Linked DNA regions of Mus musculus: all the other regions are linked to region 1. Evidence: chromatin loops called from intact Hi-C (ENCODE). Cell type or tissue: left cerebral cortex. All regions are shown on one strand. Region 1 holds the start of Ldb2 (LIM domain binding 2). Region 2 overlaps Ldb2 (LIM domain binding 2). Region 3 has its middle 53 kb from the start of Gm36076.

The links. A loop is a pair of places that touch in the nucleus more often than their neighbours do. Peaks named below come from ENCODE experiments on the same cell type or tissue, not always from the same donor. Only the 100,000 strongest peaks of a DNase experiment are listed, where the experiment ranks them.
Region 2: a loop joins it to region 1, with 3 times the contacts of the local background. A loop is called at or near these places in 3 of 42 quality-filtered maps.
Region 3: it touches region 1 in a loop (4-fold over the local background); 4 of 42 quality-filtered maps call a loop at or near these places.

What each region holds. Positions count from the first base shown.
Region 1 is chr5:44,793,793-44,801,792 of GRCm38, forward strand. Ldb2 (LIM domain binding 2) reads right to left here and starts at 5,954. Exons shown (of 8, transcript NM_010698.4): 1 at 5,570-5,954. The coding sequence starts at 5,701. In left cerebral cortex, a CTCF peak has its summit at 3,705; DNase peaks (open chromatin) are centred at 4,331, 4,649, 4,958, 5,444 and 2 more places; H3K4me3 peaks cover 3,717 bases; H3K27ac peaks cover 2,061 bases.
Region 2 is chr5:44,668,637-44,676,636 of GRCm38, forward strand. Ldb2 (LIM domain binding 2) reads right to left here. Exons shown (of 8, transcript NM_010698.4): 2 at 721-823. Among named protein-coding and RNA genes, the nearest start is that of Ldb2, 130 kb to the right of the region's middle. In left cerebral cortex, no CTCF peak of the experiment used is centred here; no DNase peak of the experiment used is centred here.
Region 3 is chr5:44,868,277-44,876,276 of GRCm38, forward strand. No RefSeq gene overlaps it. Among named protein-coding and RNA genes, the nearest start is that of Gm36076, 53 kb to the right of the region's middle. In left cerebral cortex, no CTCF peak of the experiment used is centred here; a DNase peak (open chromatin) is centred at 4,121; H3K27ac peaks cover 2,114 bases.

The DNA of each region.
Region 1 (8,000 bases):
GCATTTTGATATTTTGAAAAGATGGTACTTTGATCACTTAGTATTTTGAAGCCTACCAGCTCAATTTACATTTAAAAGTTTGTGAGTGCAGCCCCTTCACCACTTACAAAGGGGATGTTTACAGCTGTTTGTTTTATATTTTGTTTGCTTACTCCCCTAAAGAGGTGCTCGGCTCTCCTTGTGAAAAAAAAAAAAATAAGTTAATGGTTGCAATGAGAGGAGACTCAGGGCAGCACTCTCCACACAATTTAAATCGATTTCTTTCGGAAACACAAACAAAACATTAAATGCTCAAAAATCTGCATCATACTTAAATCCTACTTCGTCACGTGTGTTGATTTCACCTGATAAGAATCTGTGATGCTTGGGAGTTGAAAGATATTTTTCTTCTTCTTTTTCTTTTTCTTCTTCTTCTTGGCTTCCTACGAGTAGTTAGTTTGCAGCAATTTTTAATTAAAAACAGTTCCCATAGTAAGAAAATGGGGTGGGGTGGGGGAACCTCAGGAGAAGAGAACTGTGTTCCCAAGCCCTGTACTTTGTTTTCTGAAGCCATGAAGGCAGCTTGAAAAACAAGGAGTTTGGAAGTTCCCATTTTAAAAGCTTCACTGTTGGTTTTATTTAACATTTTCAAAATAGCTGCTCTTGCTAATACCTGCCCCTTCCTCACTCTTCCCCAACCCCCTTCAGAAAGCCATAGAGAGTCCACTTTTTAACTGAACATTGAAAACTCTTTCATATAATGTAGCTCAGGGTACTGGCAAGTTTTCCTTCTGAATTCCTAGGGGGAGAGAACACCTAAGTATTACAAAACGTTTCCTTCTTTTCTACATATCCAAAGTAGCTAACCGACTCGGGTCTGTGGTCCATGGGAACCATGAAGGGTTCCGAGCTTCTCCGTGAATAAACACTATGCTCCAAGCTGGAACCCGGGCAGACAGAGAAAAAGAGGGCAAGGCACACACACCCTCTCTCGCCCATCCCTAGGGCGGTTTAGAGTTAAGCTGAGGAAGGGGAAAAAAAGTCGATTTGAATTTTAAGGTCTTCAAACATTTTGAAACCTTCCTATTTTATGGTATAAAACTGAAGACTATAATTAGACTAAAACCCTCCTGTGAACTGCTTTCTATAGTAGTCACAGTTTTCTCATTCACATACTGTTGATAAAAGAAGAAAAATTCAAAACGTAAGGACACGGCAGGTTACTGCTGTTTTATGTAATTTTATTAAAATTAGTGCAGTAACAAAGGGGGGGTTAGTTCAAAACATCTTCTTTGAAATGGAAGCATTCTTGGTCATTGGCTTTAAAAAATATGACCCTGAGAACTTATCTACAGTTTATCTAACAAAGAATTGTGTAAGTCAGTTTGATGAACTGGCTTAAGTTCTACAATAATCCAACATTAGTCACTCTCAAATTCATATTCATCAGGACACTCAGACAGCACACATATTTTTCTTTCACAGTGCACACCTCAGGATTTTTAAAAACAAACAAACAAACAAACAAACAAAAATCGGCTGGTTTTGTTTTGTTGTGGCTTTTTACAGACCAAATCCTGAAGTCTTTAGAAGATATTTTTATGTCCAATCTGATTGGAATCTTTGTGCCATGTTAAATTAAACTATATAACTGCAGAGTTGAAACTGTGTAGCCGTGTTCTCTCAAAAGAAATTTGCACAGTGTAACCATTCAAATAAATGGATTTTGGAAGACATGGGGGGGGGGTGTCAATTTATGGTAGCATGCTAAATGGAAAATGTAACATTTTTCTCTACTGCCCAACTGTGACACATCTCAAAGTTTCTCTTAGTTTTATTTTAAAGTGAGAGCTGGTGGGTGTAGGGTGGGGGTGGGGTGGGGGTGGGGTGGGGGTGGGGATTTCACACATTTACCGAAATCTACTAAGGTGTTAATGTTGTGAAGAGATTTTACTTCCTAGAACGGTCATCCACGTTTAAAATAGATTTGAATATTAGTTTTTTACTTTTAAGTGGGCTCATATTCCTTTCCAACGAGGTTAGGTCACTAGCTCTTAAACTCTTGTTTTCCCACAAAGATCAGAGAGCTGATAGGCCTCATGATAATAAAATAAATGTGGGCGCAGTGAGGTGAGAGTTTTCAGAGGCAGAAGCCCCATAGCAACTTTAGCTCCATGGGGGGTACCAGGCCCCCTCACAGATGCAGAGCTGCTATTGGGATTTCAATAGCAAGGGGTTCTGGAGTCCTCTCTACCTCTGCCACCCCCTTTCCACTCCAGGAAACCTAGGTTTAAATGTTAATTGAAAATCTACTTAGTCCAGGAATGGTTTGCTATCCTGGCGCCAGCTGGGCCAAGCACGCCAGGACGCAGGTTTTCCAGTTTTCGACAGAAATGGCTGATTCTTTCACTACCATGTGTAAGTTTGAACTAAATACAACCCATGGAATACTTTCTCATATTAAGGCAAACCATGTTGAGTTTTCAAATTCAAGGGATATGGTGGGTGATTGGCAGGTGAGGAGATCCAGACTCCACACTCACTACTTAGTGACAGGACCCAGCTAGGAATAGCATTAACTCCCAACCCAGTGCTCCTTAAGCCGACACAACCCAGTATCTAAAGGACACTGATTTAACCGAAAGAAATGACCATGTGTGAATATCCTAGGGGTCAATCATACAAGGGCAGTGAGGGACGTCATAGCTCTGCACTAGTTTATTACCTTTTGTTTTTTAAAGAGAGAGGTCTTTAGAATTACTTCTAATTTCTTCTTAGCTGAGTAAGTGTTCCAAAGAGAATGCAAAGTTAAGACAGACAGACAGACAGACAGAGAGAGAGAGAGAGAGAGAGAGAGAGAGAGAGAATCAGGAGGTGATAAAATAATAGTATATGGTGCACAGAAGAGGGAGAAGAAAAAGACACTGTGAGAGAATGCTTATGATTGTAGGGATTGACTAAGTAGTAAAGGTGATGGCTCGACAATCTATTCAATGTTATATGTGAACAGATGTCAGTTTTGCAGTATATGGTGACTGTAACCAGCTTCTACTCAGGTTGCATTATTATTTTTTTAAAGGCACCACTTGTAAAGCTACCTGTAACTTTTTTGTGCAAAGTTATTGTTTCTCCTCTAAGTACACATTACTATCAAATTTAAATATTTAATGTGAATCTATACATACAGTAGGAGCAATTAATGATTACTGTCCTTTTTTCACATGTTATGAAAATATATTTCTTGTGTTGAGACAAAGGTGTCGATATAATTATGTATATAATTACTTTTGAAAGACTTAATAAGAGGGTACATGTGTGGAGGTTGTTCCAGAACACACTGAAAAATAGCTCACAGTACTTTGATGTCAGGACGAATTAAAAACTCAAAGATTTGTCAAAGCAAGCTTGCCTCTCCTGGTTCTTCAGCTATGGTCAGAGTGAAATCCTGCAGTCAGAGCTAGCCTGCAATCTTCTAAAAGTTAGAAGTTCTTGGGTTTAGCTCTCAAGAAAGATTAATGTGTCATTTTGGAAAAGCATACTCCTAATGGGTCACTTTCCAAACATCTCAAACACGAACCAGTGGGTAATCTATTCCATCTTAGGGATTTGTATGGAGACCAGGATGGATGGGAAGTCTCCCAGCTCAAAGCTAGCTGCCCAGGGTTGTGGAAGGGTTGAGAGGCACCCAGAACCCAAGAATAGCTACCCTGCTTCAACCAGCAGGAGGATGGGAAGACACCATCCACAAAACCTCAACAACTTTCTACCAAGCAAGCAGGATACAAGTTGTCTTTCAATCCTGTGTTCAAGAATTAATCTATTGCAGTCTATGGTCTCTATTATTATTATTATTATTATTATTATTATTATTATTATTATTATTGAGAAATAATTATACTTAGCAAAGAGATTTTTTAATTGTATAATTTTTAACATTTTATTGATTCCTTCTGACGGTTCCTTTTTCTGTTCAACATTTTATTACTATTACTGGGTGCCTCAACTCTAAAACCTTCCCAGTCTTCCCAGTTCTGAAAGCAGCCTCTGCCACTGATAGCTTAGACAGGGACTGAAGATTCATTCCAACACACTCTTACAAAGATTGTAATAGAAGATACAAGCTAGAACACACATATAAAGCAACACACACCACAGGCATATGCACACACACAAACACACACACACACACACACACAATCCTATTTACTGCCAAGAACTCAGCACTCTAAACACCAGAGTTTACACTCTACAGGAGCTTCTGGCTTCTAGAAAGAGGCGACGTGCCAGCAATTATATTTAACATCCATGGTGCATTAACATATAAAGAAAATAGCAGTGATAAAGAGAGCCAGGCTTTAAAACACACACACTAACACACAAAAACAAAAACAAAACCCCACAAGATCTTGTCCAGCAGTTAGCCAATCAGAAAACAGGTCACATCATCTTGTTAGCCCTATTCAATACATTAAACATCAGGAATTCTCTATGGCTCAGCAGACAATTCAAAGCAAGTGTGTTTTATTTTATCATGCAAACTTAATCAAATCCTTTCTCAGAGTTAAAAGCCAATCTTCAATCTAACTACCTACCAACGCTATTCCCCCAACACCCCTGTGGCATGACTCCTATGAGCATTTGTACTATGCAGCGAAAACTCAATTCCCAGAGACTTCTATTTCTTCAAGAGACTTAGACACACCTACAATAAACACTTCAACACCAAGTCCCACCTTACAGGCAGATGAGCACCCGGCAGCAGAGTGCTTTGCCACTCGGGCAGCCCAGAGAAAAATTAAATATTTAAATTGTGAAAGAGGAGTCTGGAGTTTTGCATTTAGAAAGTTCTGAAGAAGTCCCTGGACTGGCTCACTGCCTGAGAGGCTCAGCCTCCCTCTCTCTGGAGATCCCAAATGCACTCAACTGCTTCTGGCTTGAATGGGGAGCTAACTCCTGTCCCAAGGTAGAGCCTTGGGAGGCACAACCACCAGAGAGACAAGAGGACCCCACTTCCTCAGTCAACCTGTCTCTGAATTTAACACAGGCAAACGTGTGTGTCTTCCCTGAGCCCACCTCCAGGGAGTTCTGAAAAGTACACAAGGCTGCTCTCTTGTCCCTTTTACCTCAATTTTAGTCACTTTGAAAAAGTAAGTTCAGGTCAAACCAGACTTCCTCTGGAACTTGTAAATATATGAATATATGTATACATGATATTACACACACAACACAGACGCAAACATCCACAAAATCTCTTGCAGTCTATATCTCAACAAACACGACCATCTCTAAGCCTGTAAACATCAGAGTTCTGGGAAACCTGAATTTCTAGAGACTCGGCATGTGAACCAAGTGGCTTGTCTCTTTCCAGATACTAAGATTCCGGCAGAAACTGTCCCCAGCTCCAAGAGTTACTGTCGCTGGAAACCCAGCATTCAAACTCGAGGGTTCACCCAGCTGTGCTTATATCCACCTACGTGATAGTAGCTGGTGGGACACTTCCCACAGAATTCAGCTAAGAACCCCAGGAAAAGCCCATGCACAGTTTTTTTTTAAAAAATCCACAAACACACGCCAAGGTTGAAGAACTTACCTCTGTACGAGACTGCAGTCTCTTGTTCATCTCATAGATTCGGTACTCTGGCTGTACCATGTATGGTGTATGTCTCCTATAAAATGGGCCGAAAGGAGAAGAATAGAAGGGGTCATGTGGTGTGCTGGACATCTTGCCTGCTTGTCGAAAATCAAGCTTAATAGAGTATCAGGAACGTCCATGCAGAGCACATGGGCTGTGTTCTTCACAGTACAAAGTAGACGCACGCACACACGCTCACACACACACAGACACACACAGAGGCAGGCAGGCAGGCAGGCTGAGCACACTGGCTGGGAAGTGCTGTGGGAGCCCTCTATAGCGAGAGAGGAGAGGGAACGAGGAGGGAGAGGGAGGGAGGGAGCGCGGGAGGGGAGGGAGCACTGGAGCTCTGAGAGGGAGAGAGCGGAGGTTGGAGGTTGGGAGGGAGGAAGGGAGGGAAGAAGGAGGGAGGGAGAAGGGGGAGAGTGAGTTGAGAGAGAGAGAGAGAGAGAGAGAGAGAGAGAGAGAGAGAGAGAGAGAGAGAGAGAGAGAGCTGGATAGCTAGAGGCTCCAACTGCTTGTTTTTAAAGAAGCAGTTGGTGAAGGGGTCATTTCCTGTCCACACTGTAGACTAGTTCAAAAATATAATTCTCCTCCTAGTCTGACAAGAAGTCTAAGGCTGAGTTTTAGTCCCCCCCCCCCCCCCATTGCTAAGCTTGTTAGCAGAGAGGTGGGTTCACCCACTGCCTAAGCCTCTCGCCCCTGACAGCCACACTGTTGTAATGTATCAGAAATGGGATGACTCCCAAACACAACAACACTGGCACTCTGGTCCCTCTGATTTGGGGTTGGTGATTCACTCCCTCTGGAAGATTCCTCCGGGCTCTCATCTCCCAACAGAGTTTTGGCTGTACCTGCTGTACTTCGGATAGGAAGCTGAGCTGTATCTTAGCATTCCCCTCCCCCCTGACTTCCAAACTACTCCTATTCCCAGCCCCCTTCCTAACCTCCCAAAAGGGGGTTGTCCTGCTTTTGACGATGGTTTTAGGGGGCCTACATTTAGATTACCTGTACAGTCTCAGGTAAAAACAGTATCACCCAGACCTGAATGTGGAACCATCTAAAAATCCATCCAAGAGGCAATGGGCTTTTATTTCTAAGAGGTATTTCTAAGACAAGAAAAGGATCCAAAAAGCAGACTGCTCAGGAAGATATGAAACGCAAAGGAAAAAGCATCCCATAGAAATGTCCATGGAAAATTCAGTTGAGTAAGAAATTGCAGATAATTGAATTTATTGCCCCCCCAAGTAACAAGCCCAACTCTGATGGGGACAAGGTCTTTGCTTCCTTCCCAGAGTGGCCAAGTCTATAAATCTTAATTGTGGTGCATGACAACTAGAAGAAACCCCAAATAGCCCTGGGGAGGGGGGCAGAGTTGCCACAAAGAATTAGGGAATCTAGGAAAGATCCAATTGGCCCCACACTTACTCATATACAGGACACTTAAACAAAGCCAAGCCCCAGAAAATTCAGTGCAGGAGTTCACACCTAGCTAAGTCAGCGGCTTTAAGGGGGAAGGGGGAAGGGACCACAGAAAAACAAGATGGAATGTAAGACCTGGATGCAAATGCATGCAAATGAGACATTTCTTCTTTTTAATAAGCAGATTAATTAACTTTCTGCCCCAGTCATGGCTTGGGGTATTTTAGAGTCACTAGCCAACAGAGGAATAATAGGTGCTGTTAGATCTGTGGTTTACATTCAGGAGTAAAATTGTCCCCAAATTGCTGTCTTGATCACTCTTGTCTCCCACCTGCAAGAAACATCCACCCCAAACTTCCAGCGGTGCAGCCTAACACAGTCATGTCACTTGCCAGGATGGGATTAGAGGAGCTATTACTTCTAGGCTGCTGAGAACATGTGTCTGGGGACCCTAAGGCAGGCCAGCATGCTGGGTTTCAGGTTTCATTACAAATCTAAAAGCTGGGCCAAATTTGCTGCAAGGTTTGTCAAAACACACAACCTCCTAAAGACGAGATTTCAAACAAATTCCTTGTGATTTATGTTTCAGTATGGCGGCCATTGCAAAAGCCAACAATTCCTTGTGCACAAACTCCCCAAGTAAAGACATTTCTGAGCTCAATGCCTGCCTGAGTTTGTATTTACCTCTTCATGGCAGTGCTAGAGTCAAAGGAGTGCCCAGGCAGCTGTGTGCAGCCCAGGAATGGTCAAACCCCACAAAGGGAGAGCTGTGCTCCGATTTAGGCAAGCTTTACCCTGGGTTGTTCTTGCAAAGCACTCCAAGTTACTTCTGCAAATATTTGCTGTTTGTCCCTAAAACTTTCGCATGCAACTTTTCAAGGCTTGCTCCTCTTCCATGAAATTGCATCTTTGTACTTTCAAGAGGCTCCAAACTGGCTTTCTGCTCACAGATTTACAGTCATCTTAT
Region 2 (8,000 bases), 130 kb before region 1:
TCTCTCCAGTGTAAGTGACCATTAATTGCGTTTGTGTTGATGTATCTACGGCTCTTGGTCTGATAGTACAACTGGCAAATCTGATGCCTGACAAGTTGGCCGAACCTAATCAGGACAGATCAGCTGTTTCCCAAGGTGCCACCGGCTGTAATTTTGGGATCCTTACAGAGTTATCATTCGCCAGAAAGACAAGGAACTATAATTCTGTCAACACTAATCCAAAACTGTGCGTTCAAACCAGCTGTGGCTTCCCCTATGCTCGAGAAAAGATAGCACTTGTCAAATAAATACCTGAGATCCCGGATAAGCAGAAATAAGAGGATGGGGATGATACTGTGATGGTGAGGGATTTTATTTAGTTTTTTAAAGGAAACCTTCACAAGTAAAAGCATGAACCCTCAGGCATAAAAGGGAGTAGCTGACTAGACACATGCCAAACCCCTATCTTTTTGTTGCCTGCTTCTCATTGGGCACCTTGGTGCATATTTGTTCCACTCTCTAAATCAGCAAATACCAAAACAGTCTAAGCCTCAGAAGGGAGTCTCACAATGGTGACCTGGGCTGCCACTCCCAACAGTGCCTTGGTGGGACACAAGCTCGCTGTGGGGCAGTGGTCCTATTTTCAAGCTGACAATTCAGCATGTCACACTCAGACTCCTGTTGTTGCCTTGCAGCCACAAAACCAAGAGGGAATGTTAGGAAAAAGAACTTCTGTCTTACTGTATCGCTTTGGTCCGTCTTCCAAACAAAATGAAAGTGTTAATGTGGCATCATCTTCAAAAAATTCAGTGGCAAACGCATCCCACCAGAGGTTGTCACTGTCCTGCAAAGAGACAGGGCATTCATTTAACAGGCAAAGGCAAAGGCAGCACTTATTTCAATAAAGACAAAGAAGCAAGCGGGGGGGGGGGGGGGGCGGGGGGAGAGCATTGGAGGAGGAGGGGTAACGAAGAAAGCAAACAAACAAACAAACAAACAAACAAACCAAAATCATGGCTCCTTACTTAGCATATGATTATATGTATGACTGTTCTGGGAGGAGGCTGGTAGTTTGTAGTCCCTTTTTAAATTAATTGCTTCAACTGTGGCACAAATTCTAGTTCACTAGACAAAATAACACCAACTCAACCAACTAAATATTAAATCTTGAGGAGATATTTGGAGAAATTTTTAAAATGTACTCTGCAAAACAATGGCAGTGTCTTTATGAAAGGGCGTTTGTTTGGTATAAATGCACTCAAGGTTGTGGCTTTAGTTTCTTTCGTTTGCTGTCTGCTGTCTTGAGAGTCCACGTTTATGAGTGGGAAATATACACAATATTACAACCAGGTTAAGGGTGGTCTTTTTTTTTAATGATTTGATGAAATAGGGATATTTATGGTTTTTCTTTTTATATAATGCTATCATTATAACAGACAGGTATTGCATCATTCACACACACAAACACACAAAAATGCAGATGCAACTATCTCATGCCTGTGGATTTTTTGAAGGATTTTTTTTTAAGGCAATAACTTGTTTGTTATTAAAGCAACTGTGAAAAATAGAAAAGTTTAAGAGAACTCAGGAAGCCATGCACTATGTCTGTTGCTCTTGCATTCAATGTTTTCCTTGTTGTCTAGAAAACACTTTAGGAAGAATGCAGCCGAAGGCCACTCAAATCACCACTGATCCCCAAGGGGTAAGGGGACCCACAGCAAAAGTGGACACAGTGTCCAGTTGAAAGGAAGCTAGTGTCCAATTTACCCCAAATTCTTAAGCAAAACCTTCTTCCCCAGATTGTCTGCTCTGGTGCCAGATTGGAGGAAAGATAGCTCCCAGCTGCCTGTCAGATGAGTGGAGCTGGGGGTGCGAGGGTGGGGGGAACCACGACTTACTAGGATCTTTTCCATATTCCCCCAAGACTAGGGACCTAGTGGAGACACTGAAACCTCCCAGCTGACCATGAAGCTGTCCTGCTTAAGAAAACATTTAAGTTGTTGTCACTGGAAAGCCTCAGGAATGAGCCTCCATTCCTCACAAGAACAATTAAGAAGCCTGGGAAGATTGATGCTGCCCTCTCCCACAGAAGGGAAGAAGCTCAGACAGATGAATATTTCTGTCTCTTTCCTTGGATTTCACCCAATAGCCACATTAAGGCCAATGCTTTCCTTCAGAAAATACAACACTAAACAAAACAACCCCAGGATAGTGAGCGGACCCTCACTCAAACTACCACTCTGTTCTCTTTTCTAAAAGTATTTTAGTGATCACTTGCTATGTCTGGTGCCATATACGTAGACATCTGAATTTTAAAAAAAAGGTTCTGCCCTCAACACCCACTAGCAGAACACCAAATAAGCAATGTAAAGGCAGCCTTGACCATTTCTGAGACATTCACATCACATAAGCTCTATGTTATAGAAGTTTCTAGAACATTTAGAAAAATCCACCAGTGTGAAACTAGAGACATCAGTTTGGGAAATAAACCCCATTTGGAATGATGAACCCAGTGGTTTATCTGGCTAATGCTATTCTGACACCTTTTCCTGTGTCTTACTATCTAATCCACAAATCTCTTATATTTGTTTTTACTTTGCTTTCTTCTTCAGCACAGGGATTAGTTTCAGGGATCTGGGCTGTGTTTCCCTCCTGCATCCTCTAGCCTGCAGAATGGTCCATGAAGGAATGTGGTTACTCATATCATTTTCTGTGCTTTGCAACTGTAAAATCTATACTCTCAGTGAGAAATCTACCCTACCACGCATGTTCAAACACAGGGTGTCTAAGATGTTTCTCTACCTCTGTGCTCCTGCAGCCACATGCCCCTAACCAGTCTTAGAAAGGGGAGAATTTTACATTAGGAAGAGAGAATAAAGAACAGCAAGAATATATCCTGCCTTGGGTCCCATTCTTCCCCTTGCTCTCTGTTTTGTGGTGTAGAATTTGCTGGCAGGCCTCATGCCCAGGGTTGCTAGGTACTATGCCACTGGTGGAATTTTCCCTTCCTGGCTATTAGAACTTGGGTAGTTTAACTGACTTTGTAAAAAAAAATGCCAATAATCACAAATACAAATGTTATCAAAATAATATCCCCTACTTGGGGTAGCTGTTAGAATGAACTTGGTTAAAGGCTTTAAAGTTCCTGCAGACATAGAATCCCATGAAGATCAAGAAAATGACATTTGCCTCTGTCCGTCACTTCTACATGATTTCAAGGGCAGGAACCACTCCATGTTCATAGGAACTGCATCAGAAAATGAATCTGATTAAACAATTTATGAATGAATCAAGCTTACTTTCATGTTTCACTCATTTGCAGCCTATACACCAGGCTCCAGCATTTAGTTAAAGACCTGAGTGGAAACTAGAAAGCCATGTTTTTGCCTTGCTCATTGGTTGGAATTTTTCCCCATCCAAGTGATCTGACACTTGGGCTAGGAGATATAACTGCAAAACGAACTAGTATAACACAAATATTAAGGAGAAGCCCAGGCTGACGTAGACTGTTGGGAGAATAGATTATGCTTGGGCTAAAATAAGGTTAGGAACTGACTGTGGATTATGGGTTCTCAACAAAGCTTCCATGAGTGAGAACAGAAGTTGCATATGACCCTAGGATGGATGTCACTTGATTCAAACAAACTGCAGGAGAGTTGATATGCAAGGGTACAACAGCAGCAGAACCCTAGAACAATTGGTGTTGTTACACATCTTCAAAGAACACCCACAAATACATATGGAATATTTGAGTTCATATCGCCATGCCCATGAAATACTGGCTCTTGTTACTGACAGAGTTAATAACACTTCTTATTGTACCCATACCTTACTATACCCCAACCCAGGAACCTCACTGGACAAAACTGTCCTGCGAGCTTCACTGTTCGTTGACCTTTCCTTTTTTGGCTGATTTTCAGTTGTCACAAAAATTCTTTGCTATGTTTTCAGTGAGCAAGATGGCTTAATAGGGAGAGATGCTTGGCATGTAAGCCTGAAAACATACATGCAATCCAAGAACCCACAGTGGAAGGAGAGAACTGACTCTTAAAAGTAGTTCTTTGACCTGTACATGTGTGCCAGAGAATAAACATATTGTTTTCACAAACACACACACACACACACACACACACACACACACACACACACACACACGCAAAGCACACTCGCACACACACACACACTAATAAAAATAATAAAAAATAATAATAGTTCTTAAATTTAAAAATTCTGTGTTATATTTTAAGTTAGAAAAACATACATATAAAGTTTTTTTTGATTAATCTTTAATTATAAGGATACAAGTATTTATGTAGGGAAGAAAAAAGAACTGGAAGAAAAACAAAAAATAAAAAATAAAGAAAAGAAAAAATTTACAGTCCTGTTTCAGCTGTTCATAAAGGAAGCTGTGTCAAGCCCACACACCAAGACCTGTGGGTTAGGAATAGGACCCATAACCCAGTGTTTCTAAGTGTTTTACATGCAATAAACTACCTTGTATTCATAACTGCCCTAATTGCTTCCAACAAGTAGAACTCTTGGCCTTTTGAGAATTTATATCTTTAACCTCTGTATCACCCTAACTTGAATATATAAGCTCTGTCTCTTAATAGTTTAATGACCTTCGCCAACCCACCCCTTTGCATGTTGGTTGCTTTGGTAAGGGAAGACTAACCCGGGTGGTCTGTGAGGACTGAGAAGAAAGCTGCAAGTAGTGACTGTTTGATAAACTCTGTTCTGAATAGTATCTCATTTGATGCTTACATTATTTGTAAAGAAATCTAAATCCTCAAAATGTTAAGCTGCTCAATAAAATTAAAAATAAGACAGTAGTGAGAAAGTTCATACACAGTCTGTCTAATTCCAAATCCACGTGCTCCTTTCCCTCCAAATTCTGCTGAAATGATTTCTGTTTCACCTTGCAATGGATCACGGGTGTGAGAGCTAATAGTCAGCTGGCGTACCTTCAAGCATGTGTCTTGGAAGATGCTTCCTCCTCCAGCCTTTATGACTTCGAGGACCCACTTCCCTTCACCTATTTTTTTTTTTTTCTGGTACTGACCTCCTCTTGCTGCCTGCTATAGCTCCTAGGACTGGGTGGCAATCTATGCATTGAAGAGGCTAGGCCTTTCTGAAAATGGAAGATTACAGCCACAGTGTCCCCTGCTGAATGAAATTAGAACCCTTGCCAGAATATCCAAGAGTATGACCTGGTAGAAACGTGGCTCTTAGCTCTCTAGCTCCATCACGAGTCATGTGGTATGGTGTCTTTCTTATGGACTGGGAAATCAGGCAAGCATCAAATCTTGTTCTCCACATCTGCCTTTCCCTGGCCGAGTGGAGCTTGACAATTTAGCCCCCACTGAAGTGCACAGGAAACTGCTGTCGACTCATGGTCTTGCAGCATTCGTAGGCACAGTCCTGACTGTTGCCCTACGGAGCTTAAGGAGGGGTTCTGTGTATCGTTATCTTTCCATCTCTGGCCAATTCTTCATAGAAATGAGTAACGGAGAGATGAACAAGAAACTGGAACGGCCAGGTGAGGCCCTACCAAGCTAATGGGTTTATTCCTGGAGTCCTGTAAGAAGCTGGGGATTCTGAGTGCAGAAGCCGGGGATGGAGGCAGTGTTTATGTCAAGAATTGGTTCCAGAGTATAACCTTTCCCTCTCCCTCTCCATCCCTCCTCTTCCCTCCCCCTCCCCTCCCCCTCTCCAATCCCTCCCCCCACCCCCACCAGGGCCACAGAGGGGCAGGGCCAAAGTTAGCATTCAGGCAGAAGCTTTAAAGCCTGTCTCTCACTCACACTGTCATTCTGGAACAGGCTCTCAGGTATGCTTCCTTATGGCACATGAACACACTACAGACCACATTCAAATGAGCCCGGCTTTATTTACTTTAAGGACTCAGAGAGCAAGGCACAGGATGATGAAGATTGAAGCCCACTCTCCCGAGCTGACAACGGTTCAGTGATAAGCTGGATTCCTTTCTAATGAATTGAAATAAATAAAAATAAATGCTTAGGGTCCCCATATCATACAGTATATTTCTCTCCTCCCCCGCCCCCAGGGGCAATTGTCTCTTAAAAATGGAATGAATCTTGCTAGCTCAATTCTAATTTAAATGCATACTTAATTACATGATATGCAATTCTATTGTTGCCAATGTTTTGTTTAAGTGCTAACATATATTATTCTCCTCTTCTTTAAATAGTTTTTTATTACTAATGGAGTTTTATAATTAATTATTATTTATTAATTATAAATTATCTAATTTATTAAGAAAGAAATGTTTGTTTTGTTTGTTTGTTTGCTTGTTTGTTGTGTGTATGTGGAGAAGGGCTCACAACTGCCATGACACATGTGTGGAGCACAACCTATGCTTCTTTCCTTCTTCCATGAGATCCTTAGGGATGGAATTCCAGACATCAGGTTGGATCAAAGGGCTTTTACCTGCTGAGTCATCTTGATGGGCCTGAAACTTTAATTGCTTTGTTTGTAGATTTAGTTTCTTTTATTCTGCTGGGGCTCATGCCCACGTTTCTGTGCACGTCCAATCAAGTGCTCTATCACTGAGCTACATGCCCAGTCCTCAATTATCTGTTTGGAAAGCCATCCACTTTATAGAGACCCGGCTCTTACTTTCTTATATTCGCCGAACACTACTGCATGAAATGAATATATTAACTTTATTCAAACATTTTTCCACTACCATATCAAACATCTTGCCACCATGACTGGCAGTGAGAAATCTTGGTGGCAAGATTTCTATAAATGTATAAGAGTTTCTCAGGGACTGATATCTGAAGTAGCCTAGGCTTGAGGAACATGCTGGGCTGATTCTTTGGTCCTTTGATTAGTAAGACCTTGGATTTCACTATTAAAGACTTCTAGTTTGATGGATGGATGCACAAGTAGAAATGAAACAAAGAGAACCTTTAAGTGATGTGTTTCTAAGTGGGATCAATAGAGACTGCAATGGAATTACAAAGCAGACACTGGCTCTGCCAGGAGGAAGAGCCTCTACATCTATGTGTCCAAGAAGAAGGGACACTGGAGCAGAAGGATAATTGATATCAGAAGAAAAGTCTGTTCTTAATTCAACGGGGAGGGCTATGCTAGGAGCTTTCTTACCCCAAAAGGAGGACACATCTTGGCACTGTCGTAGAAAGCCCAAGTCCATCATGGTCCTGTGCAGTGACCCTGAAGAGTGATGGGATTCTATCCCCCCTAATTCATGTGCTTGTCTAGCTGTGCACCTGTCGCATGCAGCTTCTGTTCCAGGGACCTGTCTTTTCCCAGCAAACACGCACTTTCCATCCATGCTGCTGCTTTGTATTTGAACTCCCTGGCTAGTGTTCAGAGGATATTTCCAGGTAAAAACTGGATTTTTTTTCCTCAACCCTAGAAAGCTATATAGCGACTTCCAGGCAAATAAACACAAAATTAACTAGGATGGAGGACTGGCAAGGGCAGTACTGTTGACAATTCTCATATATTTTAATTAGGTAAAAATACCATCGAAGCTCCTCTATCCTAAATAATCCCCCATATGCATTTAAGTGATTAAAATTCTTATTTCTTTTGTCCCATTCACAGGTGAGCCCAAGTCCCACTGACAGCCAAGTCATACATCAGGATGAGAGACACACTCATGCCAAATAGCAGAAATGATCCTTAATTATATTAAAACAACCCACAGAGGTATTTGCTCCCATCCCGAATTCTCTTCCATTTCCACTCTGTCCCTCTCCACCAAAAACATGATCTTGGTACTGGGGATGCCCCCCGGCATCTTTAACTTAAACACTGACAGGTTACGGGGGATTTTTGCCAGAGTAATTATTTTTCAATTCAACAATAATGAGAAATTACCATGGCAACCATTCATCACGTGGTACACATATAACCCCCCTCCAAAGAATGAGCTACACTTAAAGCATCTGCTCCTTAAAAATGTGTGTGTGTGTGTGGTTTAATTAAACTAAACCAGGTCAAAGTAGAGAGTGTTATGTAGGGGTCTG
Region 3 (8,000 bases), 74 kb after region 1:
CCCCTTCCAACTTTAGGGCTTGATCACGGCCTTAAGGCCAATTCATTCTAATGAACCTTATTCCTAGAAGTAATTATGAACTATGTGTGAGTTTCCTTCCTGGACTTACCACTGTTATAACACCAACATGAACCTCCAGTCTACATGTATACACAAGGGCAAGCACTCTAGCAACTCTAGTTTCATACACATGAACATATGCACACAGAGACCTCTCTCTTTCTCTCTCTCTCTTTCTCTCTCTCTCTCTCTCTCTCTCTCACACACACACACACACACACACACACACACACACATACAGACCACATAGCACTTTCATAGATCCCGCATATCCTCCAGTATAAATAAAACTATCTTTAGATTATTATAATAACTAATGCAATGTAGATGCTCCATAAATACATGTGTTATGGCATTGCTGGTTAACAATGGCAAGGAAATGCTGGTGTGTGTTTAGTATAGATGCAACTCTTTTCTTATTCTTTTCCCAAATACTTTCAAGCCAAAGTTAATCAAGTCTGCAGATACTAACCACAGGAACACAGAAAGAAGACTGTCCCCCTGTTAGCTCCACTTCAGAGTGTGAAATATGGGTGAAGAGTAGTTCGTGATCGGTTCTATAGAATAACTGAGACTTGAACACAGTCCCCAGTGTCACTGGTGCAGAGTGGGCTGTCTACCGGCTTCAGTTTCTTTGTTGGATGGATTTCTGTATCTCTTTCTAGCTGCACTAGTTTATGGTCATTTCCATCTCTTTCTAGTTTGCATGTCAATTTTTCAACAGGAAGCCAAAACTTTGCCATCATTTGCCGATTGCAGATTCAAACTAGGAGTCTGCAGCAAAGCTCACAGCGGCTATGACTACAATCTCAAGCTTAAGACATTAGCATAGGCCATAAACTAAGTGCTGCTCACAGTGGCTATGACTACAATCTCGAGCTTAAGATGTTTGCATAAGCCATAAACTAACTGTTGCCTTCAAAAAAAAATCATTCTCCATCCCCAATGACAAGATTACTAGTGAGATTCTATTTTGTTATGTTTCGTGTTTTATTTACTCTGTGTGTGTGTGTGTGTGTGTGTGTGTGTGTGTGTGTGTGTGTGTGTGTGTGTGCGTGCGTGCATATACATGGAGGTCAGAAGACAGCTTTGTCAACTTTCTTCTCCTTTTTACGTGTGTTCTAGGATTGGAATTTAGATCACCAGTCTTACACAGCAAACAGATTTACTTGCTGAGTCCCCTCATAGTATCCTTTGTTCTTAATTTATGTCAATGTGCTTAAAATATAGACTACTTTCTAGAAATGTTACTTTTCTAAAAATTCAGTTCTTCAGGTTTTGCTAAAATGAAAAGTTTTTACACACATTGCTGGGTTGGATCTGGATTGTCCCCTAAGGGATCATATGTTGGAGTATTGGTCTTAGTGGCTTTAAAAAAATCATAGAAAATTTAGGAAGCAGGGCTCCACTGGAAGAAGCAGGGCTTGAGGACTTGAGAGTATGTTGAGACCCCAGCCTCTGTTCTCTGCTTCCTGATCTCCAGGCAGTGAATAGGCTAACACAGAGAATTAGAAACATCTGGAAATAAGTGGCTCTGTTGTTGGATGGTCTGGGCTTAAAACCCTTTAGTTGTTAATGTGGTTACATCTTTTAAAATTGAAATTATATGATTTCTGTGAAAACAATAAAGAGCAATAGACTAAACAACAAATAATAAACAACCCTTGTCTTATCAAATGGTAAAAAGCCCTTCTACTTGCAACCGAGAAGAGAATCAGGGTGGGGTGTGAAGGTGTGATTCCTCAGAGATGACTGTAAGTAGCATAGGTTCCCAGCAGGCTCAGTGATGATGAAGACATTCTTGCAGTGGTTGTCCATGACTTCCCTTGAGAGTATCTGATGGCCCTAAAAGAAGACTGAAGCACCTCAACTTCATTTAATTATGCGCCCCAACCCCACAATCTCTTTTGCAGAATTTTGAAAGCGAAAAGACTGAAAGTTAAAAGCTGGAATTTCTCTACAAAAGCCACTGGGCTGGAAACCTCGCCTTTTGGCTCCGACGGTATGCTAACATTCTCTCTTGCAGAAGCAGCAAGGCTGGATTGATATCAACAATGGCTTGCTTTTCAAAAATTCAGGTAATTACAATTTTCAAAATGCATGTGATTCCAGCATGCAGTTTGAAAAGGCTGGGGGTGCAGAGACCTGCCCCTAACTCAAGAATCCATGCTACTTAAGCCTCCCAAGAAATTAGTCAGGCTTATACCCAGACTTATCCCTGGACCACTCTCCCCACTTGATGGTTTAGCAAAATTTCCCTCTCACAACACACATCACTTTGGATTTGTCAAAAGCCTGCATAGTACAGTCTTGGGGAAGAGTAGCTAAGAACACACAGTCTCTGTGAAGAAAGTAAAACTTGTGAGACAAATTAAAGATAATTGTCAGATGAGTACACTGTTTACCTCTTTACTTAGAAAATGGCCCTTGTGTCCAGTTAGAATTACCTCTGTCTGCTTATATCTTTTGGCACTTTCTCTTACTGCTCATAGAGCCTGCATGGGAGGTGATGCTCCCGGGCATACTGTTATAGATAGGTGCCCTAACCTTGGTAAGCATTCTAGCTGTGATTACATTCCCTAAGATGTCAGGGAGCGCATCAATAGGAGAAATGGCTTAGGCATACTGAGGTAGGCAAATGAGTCTTTTCTAGCAAATATTTATTTTCCTGCTTTCAGCACAAATAGTGTTAGCGAATGGCACTGCTAAGGTTATCAATGAAGGACAGGCTGTTTAAAGAGATACAGGCAAATACTCACCTTGGAGCTTTGTCCTATTAGATAACAAACTCATTTTTAAATTGTTTAAAGCTTCCAGTCCAGGCGCAGCAGGTCGGGCTCCTCCCTTACCCATGACTGTTAATATTTTTATAGTCATAAACCTCTTTATAGTAAGCAAAGAGCCAGTTTAAGGTGACCAGCCAGGAGGATCATTCCTTCAAACAGACATTGTTGTATTGACTCTCATACAAGAAACGCCATGATCTGATTTTTTAGGAGTTTTATTTTGGTATGAACACACTGAAAAAATAAGCACAGAGAACAAATAGTTCCTGTCCATTTCTTGTCTTCAGGTCTGTTGCGCGCGCTCTCTCTCTCTTCCTCCCTTTCTTTCTTTCATCCTTTCATCCTTCCCTCAGTCCCTCTCTTCTCACTTCCATTCCTCATGTCCTTTTGACAAGGATTTTATGTAGACCAGGATAGCCTTGAAAGACTTATCACCCTGCTTCTAGTATTGGCTTACAGGCATGTTTATATAGCTTATATAGCATATGCCTGGCTTATATAGTGATGGTGATAAAACCCAGGGCTTTGTGCATCCTAGACAAGTACTCTACCAGCTACAGTGTATCTCCCACTCCTAGAATGATGTCAGAGAGACACAGGAGAACCTCTGGCACCAGCAACTGGAAGCTGGGTGCTCAGACCTTCCTGCACAAACACTAAGAACAGTCTCTCTTCCATTCAAAAGGAATGATTGGGTTCACAATGCTTATGTGAGAAGTGAGTAAGGCCATGTTGGTGAAGACTTGATGTGAGACTAGCATAGCAACTCGCCTCTGTAATCCCCACAGTGGGGAAAGCTGATGCAGGAGGGTCCTTATGTTTCAAGATATCTGTTCTACATGGCAGGCTGTAGACCGTGACCCTGTTACAACAAAACAAAACAACAACCATAACAATAAAACAAAACAAAGCAACACCCCAAAACCAAACAACAGTGTCAGACATGTTAAGAAGTACACACCAAATTATAATTTTGCCATTTCCCCATAACATCCCAGCTAACCTCCACCTTTCCCACCTCTTTCTGAGCTTTTAAGATTAAAGAAACAAGCCATGGTTTCAGGCTCACCTTTGCAGGAGAGCTGAGTTCTCTTCCCACTACTCTGGCAGGAAGCCTCACAATTAAAAACTAAACTAAAATGTCACTCTTCAGGTTTTTATTTTAACCAGCCCACAAAATTTTTTTCATCCGCCTTTGCCTTTCAGAAAGCCTGCAGCTGACGGCAGGGAAGGCAGACGGCAGCAGCCTTTAGATGTCTCAGATTCTTGAATTTTCTGCCTCTTATTAAAATTCCATCTCACCCATCGCCTGATCCCACAGGCCCCTGCTGCAGCTCCTACCGAGCAGAGCCTGTTCGGGTTTGATTCATTTATTCATCAAACATTTAATCTCCTACATACCGGGCACTGCACCAGGCTCTGCACCAGCTGGGTGCATAAGGGAACATTTCTATATCTGGAGAGCTCAGTTTAAGAGTAGTAGAGACATATATGTGTACATGCACATGCACTGGTACATGTACACATACACATGCAAAATGGCATACATGTGAATATACAAACACAAATGGACACATAATACACACATAAGCACACACAATCAAATATATACATACTCACACATACATGCATATACATTTGCATGCACACACACTCACACATACACATGGGCATACACATATATGCAGACATTACACCCATATACATACACACATTGGCACACATACACACATGGGCATGCATGTATATATATATGCACACATACACACACATGGGCACAGATACACAAACAGACACAGGCACACACACATACACACATACATACATACATACATACATACATACATACATACATACATATCCTATGAAGCAAGGGGGGGAATGCCATTACAGAATAAATAGGAGAGGACAGAAAACCCCATATTGGTATAGGAAAAGCAACAAGAAAGAATGTTTCAGAAAGGAGACAACTTGCCGTTCAGCTCAAAGGGACAAAAATCCCAAAAGCCTCTTGTTTTCTCTGGCTGTCCTCTATGGTGGTCTCTCCCTCTGTCTCCTTCTGGTTGTCTGCCTCTGCCTCTGCCTCTACCTCTCTCTCTGCCTCTCTGCCTCTCTGCCTCTCTGCCTCTCTGCCTCTCTGCCTCTCTGCCTCTCTGCCTCTCCTCTGCCTCTCTGCCTCTCTGCCTCTCTGCCTCTCCTCTGCCTCTCTGCCTCTCTGCCTCTCTGCCTCTCCTCTGCCTCTCTGCCTCTCTGCCTCTCTGCCTCTCTGCCTCTCTGCCTCTCTGCCTCTCTGCCTCTCTGCCTCTCTGCCTCTCTGCCTCTCTGCCTCTCTGCCTCTCTGCCTCTCTGCCTCTCTGCCCCTCTGCCTCTCCTCTGCCTCTCCTCTGCCTCTCCTCTGCCTCTCCTCTGCCTCTCTGCCTCTCTGCCTCCTGCCTCTGCCTCTGCCTCTCTGTCCCTGTTTCTCCCTGCCTCTTCTTCTTTCTGTATGTCTCTCTAATCCTTATCCTGTTTCTATGCTCAGTCATCATTATACCTCTTGCAACCTACAATACCTGGCACATAGAACATACCTGTGATGGGTTGAATTTTATTGTTTCCAAAGTTGCCCTTACCATCTCAGCAGATGATTATTTTAAAGAGGTAAACTAAAGTGAGATCTCGAGGAGGGTCCAAATCTAATACCATGGACATGTTTAGAAGAGGTTCTGACATAGACACGGGGGTGGGATGGGGATGTGATTGTGTGATCATAGGGGAGGGGAGAAGGTGTCATCTGTAAGTCAAGGACAAAGAACTAATCCCTCTCCTACCTGGACCTGGGGCTATTAACTTTGAGAGAGGTGAGAATTTTTTTTTTCTTGTTTAAGCCACCTGCCTGTATTTTGTCATGGCACTGTTAGCAAACTAATGCAAAACTGCAAATGTACTTGTTAAATAAATGAATAGTGATGGCATTGCAACTGCAAAGCAAATATGCCTTTCTTTGTGACTAAATCATGGAGTCCCAGGAGGCTGCCAGCTTATTAACTGGCATGCAGTAAAAGCTCAATAGAAATGAGTGGGTTTGCTAATTAACGTTAACTCATCTCCAAAGAACAGAGTGGATGTTTTGTTTTGTTTTGTTTTGTTTGTTTGCATAGGTTGAAAAGTTTTGTTCAACCCGACCCCCATGATTTAACTGTGACAACTGAGGAGTAAGAAGGCAAGAAAACGAACATTTCCTAATCACCTCTCAGTGGGCTTGGGGCTTTCCTACAATTACTGAAAGTAGTGCTCGTAATTTTGTGAAACAGGTGTTAATGTGTCTGTTTTGCAAAGAGTGGAAGTGAGATGGAACAATCTGTGTGGCTTGTCTAGGGTCCTACACTTCACTGTGTATCATCTCTATGAATCAATATTCATACAGAACCTTTCTTTTCTTTGAATACTTGGAGTCAGTTAGTTCCTCTGTTCTCCTCAGCAATAGAAGACCTTGCTGTGAAGGTCTAAGTGACTCACTCATCACCATGTATTCCTATAACATATTTACATGCATCATATGTAAACATCATGTTTATGTATAACAACTTCCATTCGCCTATAGAAAAAAGAATCTAAGTGGATGAACATGGAGCTCATGAGACACATTAGACATGAACTGACGAGAATACAGTTGGCCTCCCATAGTCTATGAATTCAACATAAAAAATGTAAAAATATCAAGTCGGTGTAGACTTTTCGCTTGACATTTATGTCCTATGTCCTAGACACTACAGTATAACATTTATTTACATAGAATTCCTAGTCTCCTCTATAAGTAATTGGAGAACTGGATATGATAGAAAATGTCACATCAGCATTCACAGGGCAGAGACAGGAGAACCACAAGTTCGAGGTCACCTTGTACTACATAGCAAGATAAATACACAAACATACCAAAGGCCAGGGATATGGCTCAGTGGGAGGGTACCTGTTTAGTGTGCATAAAGCCTTGAGTTCAAACCCCAGCATTGCTACCTAAATAAAATATATAGAATGATGTGGACAGTTTATATGCAAATACCCCTTTACATAAGGGTCTGGAGAACCTATAGATTCAGATGTCCGTGAGAGTTCTGGAATAAATTCTCCCATAGACATCAAAAGATGACTACATATATGTAGCAAACATAGATAAAAGAAATAAACATATATAAAAACGTTTAAATGGTCAAGCCCTCAAAGATCCATTCCTAAGTTACAATCATGTCAGCTGTGGGAGATGGCGCCTACACCCTGCATTGGCAAAATCCACTATGATCCTATTATGGATCTATGTATGTTTTACCAAAGAACATTAGGCAAAACCATAGCTTCCCAGAAGATACTTGCCAATGATAGCTCTTGTCTTGCTTCTCCTCTTGATACTTCTTAACAGCCTACCACCCTTTGCATCTCTCCAATGGAGAAAGAACTATTGGTCCAATTCCCATCCACCTGTAATATTTCTCATTAATTCTCAGTTTTAATATTTAAGATCACACATCATCAACAGAGAAGTCAGATGGAGAGATTGTAGGATGGGTGGAGGAATGGAAGGGTATATGAAAATTGACTCCTCCAGTATTTAGATGGCATGGCTAAAGCTCTACTGATTCTATGCTAGGTGTTCCTCCACAACTTTCCCTGTGTGATCTCAGGAAGCTTCAAAATGCTATCAAATATCTCTTAATTCTGCCTGTGAGTGCACCACAGTAACAGCAAAATAAATATCATACTCAACACCCACCGTGGTATATCTGTTTAACTCTACATCCTTCACAATAATGACCCTGGCTCTGTCCCTGCACATGTCTAATAAAGACACGTTTCTTTCTAAGAAAGATGCTTCCAACCAAAAGTGCCTCTTGGTGGAAGTTTTGGGTTCCATAGTATCATAGTTTTAGGTTCCATAATAATCAGGGTGGTTTATTTACATCAAAGATCTCCAAAGCGAATCACAAGTATAGAGTGGAATATTCTGGGAAGTAGTCATGATTGTGTATGTCCTTGACTTATGTCTTCAGATCCAAAGCCCTGGATTTGAATATACTCTTCCTCAGAAAGCATCAGCTACATAAATTACCTAAGAATTAAATGATTTTTATAACAACTGGCCTTGCTACTGGAACTAACAACAAGAGACCTTGAAGCCTA